Linked DNA regions of Homo sapiens: region 2 is linked to region 1. A link is a loop called in an ENCODE intact Hi-C map of the cell type or tissue named here. Cell type or tissue: B cell. All regions are shown on one strand. Links, peaks and the distances in the headings refer to the core of each region. The heading gives the core; the rest is flanking DNA.

Region 1 (2,920 bases), core at 207-2,706:
CCACAACAGCTAAACTTACATTTAGCTCATAAGAAATTTATTATTGCTAAAGAATAAATCAGCAAACAATACACTTGAAACTGAAACGAACAAAAATCCACCATGTAATACAAGGTACGATTTGAAATTGGTAGTCTAGATGTGGCTTGTGCTAAAAGAAACTGAAATGATCCTTCTGGAAAGCAATATTGGAAATGTTTCAAAAGTCAAAAAACTGTAAAAACCTTCTCAACTCTTTGGTGGTAAACATGAACACGCATGCAATCACAGGCATGCATATATACATACACTCACATAAAACAGAAAGACCAAAAGGAAATCATAAAAAGGATATTCCTGGGCAGGGTGCGGTGGCTCACACCTGTAATCCCAGCACTTTGGAAGGCTGAGGTAGGCAGATCACAAGGTCAGGAGATTGAGACCAACCTGGCCAAGATGGTGAAACCCCGTCTCTACTAAAAATACAAAAATTCGCTGGGCATGGTGTCACGTGCCTGTAATCCCAGCTACTTGGGAGGCTGTGGCAGGAGAATAGCTTAAACCAAGGAGTCACAGGTTGCAGTGAGCCAAGATAGCGCCACTGCACTCCAGCCTGGGCTACAGAGTGAGACTCTGTCTCAAAAAAAAAAAAAAAAAAAAAGGTTATTCCTGTTTGATAACCTTATGAGCAATTTTTTATTCTCTTCTTCACGTTTTTCTGTATTTTTCCATTTTCCTACATGTACATATACTACTTTAATAAACAATACATTCTCAACATAGAGATTACTTATACTAGTAAAAATTCAGATGCAGAATGAGGAAAGGCTATTTTTTTAACTTTTATTTTTACTATTTCAAACATATACGTATTTAAAACACCAGTCTGTCAACTAGCTTCAATTATAAATATTTTGCTGGGCTGGGCACAGTGGCTCACACCTGTAATCCCAACACTTTGGGAAGCTGAAGAGGGAGGATCGCTTGAGCCCAGGAGTTTGAGACCAGCGTGGGCAACATAGGAAGACCCTGTCTTTACAAAAAACATTTTAAAAATTAGCTAGGCATGGTGGCGCCTGCAGGTAGTCCCAGCTACATAGGAGGTGGAGGCAGGAAGACTGCTTGAACCCAGGAGGTCAAGGCTGCAGTGAGCCGTGATCATGCCATTGCATGCCAACCTGGGTGACAGAACAAGACTGTCTCAAAAAAAAAAAAAGTGGGGGGGGGGGCAGGGGGAGGGGCCAATCTTCTTTCATCTATATCCATTCAACTTTATTTTCTTAAGTAACTGAAAAACAAATCCCAACCCTCGTGTTATTTCAATCATATATCCTTCAATATGCATCTTTAATTGATAAATTAAGAAAATTACATAGCCATCATTCCATCCAATATGACAATTCTACAATATCATATATCTTCAAAAATAAGAATCGTCTTTGAAATAAGTGTTCAGCAATTAAAAATTCATATTTGAAATTGTGCTACTACCTCATACGCAGGATATATAAAGAAGTATAAACCAGTAAGAATCACTAAAACCACAGAAAAGGGAACTTAAGCCAAAAAAAAAAGAAAAAGAAAAGCATGACAAAAAAGAAGTGTATAAGAGACTTCACTAAAGGGGAAATCCAAACATTCAGTGAACATAAGGGGAAAAAATCATAATGCAACTTAAAACCAAAAGATACGACTACACACACCAACAGAGTGGCTAAAATTAAAGAAATGACAATATCGAGTGTTAGGGAGGATGTGGGGCAAAGGAAACTTGAAAACATTGCTATAGGAAGTGTAAGCTGGAAAAAATGTTTTCTTCTAAAGCTAACCATGTATATATAAGGTATATAAGAAGGTATAAGGTATGAAGTATAAGAAGCCAGACATAAAAGAATGCACACTGAATGATTCTAGTTATATAAAATTCAGAAACAGGCCACACTGAGCTGTACTGTTAAACAAAAGAAGAAAATGATTACCTTCAAGTCAGAAGATCTAGTTACCTTTGGAGGAAAAGGGGAGCCTATAGTAGGTAATAGGGCAGGTAAGGGAATTCTACGGTGCTGGTAATGTTTTCCTCAGTGTCAGAAATGGTACACAGGTGTTCACTTTACAATAATTCATAAAGCTCTAGGTTTATGTTCTATGCACTTTCTAGCTTGTTTTATATTTCAAAATAAAAAAGGTTTTAAAATAATATAATAATGGAATTAAGGCAAGGATTATGAATGAATGCCATAGATGCCAAATCCACTGAATGAAAGGCTGTTGGGGACAGATAGTCAGCTAATATTTGAGTATACCCCATAGATCACTTATTAGTTACAAAGGGGAATCCTTGACTGAATCCTTAAAGGAGGGCGGGGGGACAGTTATAACATTACTGGGAAAATTTGAATATGGTCTATACACTAGATAATATTATATAAATGTTAAACTCTCTTGTCATTAAAAGATACATGCTTATATAATTCAGGGTGAACTATCGTGATGCCTGCATCATACATCAAAGACAGAAAGACAGACAGATAGAAACAGAGATAAAGAGACACAAAGAAACATTAAGCAAATGTGGCAAAATATTAACTATAGATCAAGTATCCCTTACCCATAATGCTTGGGCCCAGAGGTATTTCAGATGTCAGATTTTTCCCCATTTTGGAGTATTTGCATTATACTTACAGGTTGAGCATCCCTTCCAAAATGCTCCAAAATCCCAAACTTTCTGAGTTTCAACACGATGCTCAAAGGTCATGCTCAAAGGAAATGCTCACTGGAGCATTTAGATTTTGGATTTCTGGATGAAGGATGCTTAACCTGTACTAGTGAACCTAAGTGAATGGTATCCAGGTGTGTATTGCACTAGTTCCACCTTTCAGTAGATAAGAAATTTTTCGAAAGAAAATAATGGGCCAGGCCTGGTGGTTCACACCTCTAATCC
Region 2 (2,920 bases), core at 120-2,619, 50 kb after region 1:
TCCTTCTCAAATCCATATTTGAGATTGAAGGATGCTTAAAAGACCTACAACAAGAATACATATTGCACAATTCTGGACTGGATACTTTTGCTATGAAGAACATTAATTACTATAACAAATAGTGAAATATGAAGAATCTAAAAATTAGATGATAGTAATGTATCAGTGTTAATTTCCTGATTTTGATGGATATACTGCAGTTATGGAGAAAAATGTAGGAAATACACATTGAGTTACTGAGGAGTGAGGGAGCATGAAGACAACCATTTGTGTAAAAAAATGTAAACACACACATAAATTTATATAGAATATCTCTAAAATTCCCTAAAAGGGAAGCCCAGCAGGTTAAAAAAAAAAAAAAAATCCTGTTCAGCACTACCCATCAGCTGGGGCCTGCCTATCTGTCACCAAAAACTATGTGATCATTTATGTGCTTTCCCAGGGACCGAGATTTTCTAGAAAGAGCCCTAATGAGAAGACACAAGCATTTCAGATCCAGATTCTAGTTCTTCTTGCCAGTTTAATTAGGGAACCACACTGAAGACATTAGTCTTCCAATGCCTGACACTCTCGGTCGACTGAAAAAGTTCATATTCCCTAAAAGGGAATTTTAGACAGAAGGGAACTAGCTGTCTAAAGGCTAAAAGTGAGAACCATGTACACATTTTACCCTTTAATACCTTCTGAATTTTATATCTTGTTACATACCTTGTATTGCCTATTTGAAAATACTAAAAGAAATATTATGTGTGTATATATAATACAAACTTAGAAAAATAAATAAAATTATCAAAAAAAAAAGGAAAATGATTTTACCTATCTCAGGGCCAGATTCTTCCTGCTAATGAAAGCTGCCTGAATATTATAGACTGAGAGGTATCACTTTATGTGCCCAAATTTTAGGGAAGGATTCCTTTTTGAAAGTTAAATAGATGGCCAGATGGCCAAGCACAGAAGATCACGCCTGTAATCCCAGCACTTTGGAAGGCTGAAGCGGACATCACCTGAGGTCAGGACTTCAAGACCAGCCTGGACAACATGGCAAAACCCCATCTCTACTAAAAACGGCAAAACCCCATCTGTACTAAAAACACAAAAATTAGCCAGGCATGGTGGCAGGTGCCTGTAGTCCCAGCTACTCGGGAGACTGAGGCAGAAGAATCGCTTGAACCTGGGAGGCAGAGGTTGCAGTGAGCCGAGATCATGCCATTGCACTGCATCCTAGGTGACAGATCAAGACACCGTCTCAAAAAAAAAGGGGGCCGTGCATGGTGGCTCACGCCTGTAATCCCAACACTTTGGGAGGCTGAGGCAGGCGGATCACAAGGTCAGGAGTTCGAGACCATCCTGCCGAACGTGGTGAAACCCTGTCTCCACTAAAAACACAAAAAAATTAGCCGGGCGTGAGGTGAGGGGTGCCTGTAGTCCCAGCTACTCGGGAGGCTGAGGCAGGAGAATGGCGTGAACCCAGGAGGCGGAGCTTGCAGTGAGCCGAGATCGTGCCACTGCACTCCAGCCTGGGCGACACAGCGAGACTCCATCTCAAAAAAGAATAAAAAAAAAGCAAAAAAGAAAGTTAAATAGATAAAAAACAAAATGAGATAAACTACCTGCAAAAAAAACACTTCAGTTCACCCACTCAAAGGGATGCCTGTGACCATTCAAAGTATCTGATGGACTCTCAGAACAGAACAGAATCAACAATATACTAATGATCAGACAAAGCCTGTCCTGAGGACTGGAATTTAAACAAACATCTGGTACAAAAAACAAATGCAAAGATGGAGGTAAAAAGGGAGCCAAATGAAGGAATTTATCGCTTCTTTAACCTTATTCAACAAGAGAAAACGTACTGGCAGAGAAGAATGTTCTGATAAGCAGAGGTGAATGCTCAAGGGTCAGGGAAGCCCAGCAGGTTAAAAAAAAAAAAAATCCTGTTCAGCACTACCCATCAGCTGGGGCCTGCCTACCTGTCACCAAAAACTATGTGATCATTTATGTGCTTTCCCAGGGACCGAGACTTTCTAGAAAGAGCCCTAATGAGCAGACACAAGCATTTCAGATCCAGATTCTAGTTCTTCTTGCCAGTTTAATTAGGGAACCACACTGAAGACATTAGTCTTCCAATGCCTGACACTCTCGGTCGACTGAAAAAGTTCATATTTCTAAATGTACAATGCTAAAAATGGAAGCAGGACTATGAACTCCACTAAAATGTCCCACACCGAGACCCCCACTAAAGGGGGCCAACTGTCCTAAGTCTGACATTTCTAATTTCAAAAATTTTCCCATTCCTTCCCAGTAAACAGCAAATCAATACTTGAAATTATAGCTTTTTGTACGATTATCATACATAAGTTGAGCATCTCAAACCAAAAATCTGAAATACTCCAAAATCTGAAAGTTTCGAGGGCAAACATGACACTCAAAGTAAATGCTCATTTCAGATTTCAAATTCTCAGATTACAGATGCTCAGTTGTAACTATAGCATCTGTAATGTATAGTAAAATGCAATATTCCCAAATCTGAAAAAAATATAAAATTCATGTATTTCAGATAAGGAATACTCAACCTATACAATATATTTTCATATATTTTAAAATATTTACTTTGCCAAGCACAGTGGCTATTGCCTGTAATCCCAGCACTTTGGGAGGCTGAGGTGGGCGGATCACCTGAGGTCAGGAGTTAGTGACCAGCCTGGCCAACATGGTGAAACCCCATCTCTACTAAAAGCACAAAAATTAGCCTGGTGCGGTGGCACACACCTGTAGTCCCAGCTACTCAGGAGACTGAGGCAGGGGAATAGCTTGAACCCAGGAGGTGAAGGTTGCAGTGAGCCGAGATCACACCACTGCACTCCAGCCTGGGTGACAGAGAAAGACTCCATCCCCCTGCAAAAAAAAGAAAAAGAAAATA

What was found. A loop is a pair of places that touch in the nucleus more often than their neighbours do. Peaks named below come from ENCODE experiments on the same cell type or tissue, not always from the same donor. Only the 100,000 strongest peaks of a DNase experiment are listed, where the experiment ranks them.
Region 2: it touches region 1 in a loop (2.8-fold over the local background); 9 of 110 quality-filtered maps call a loop at or near these places.

What each region holds. Positions count from the first base shown.
Region 1 is chr9:6,815,484-6,818,403 of GRCh38, reverse strand. All of the region lies in intron 4 of KDM4C (lysine demethylase 4C), which reads right to left. Among named protein-coding and RNA genes, the nearest start is that of KDM4C, 59 kb to the right of the region's middle. In B cell, for the core only: no CTCF peak of the experiment used is centred there; a DNase peak (open chromatin) is centred at 1,633; H3K27ac peaks cover 1,132 bases.
Region 2 is chr9:6,765,781-6,768,700 of GRCh38, reverse strand. All of the region lies in intron 1 of KDM4C (lysine demethylase 4C), which reads right to left. Among named protein-coding and RNA genes, the nearest start is that of KDM4C, 9.3 kb to the right of the region's middle. RefSeq lists enhancers at 621-1,264, 1,265-1,910. In B cell, for the core only: no CTCF peak of the experiment used is centred there; no DNase peak of the experiment used is centred there; H3K27ac peaks cover 933 bases.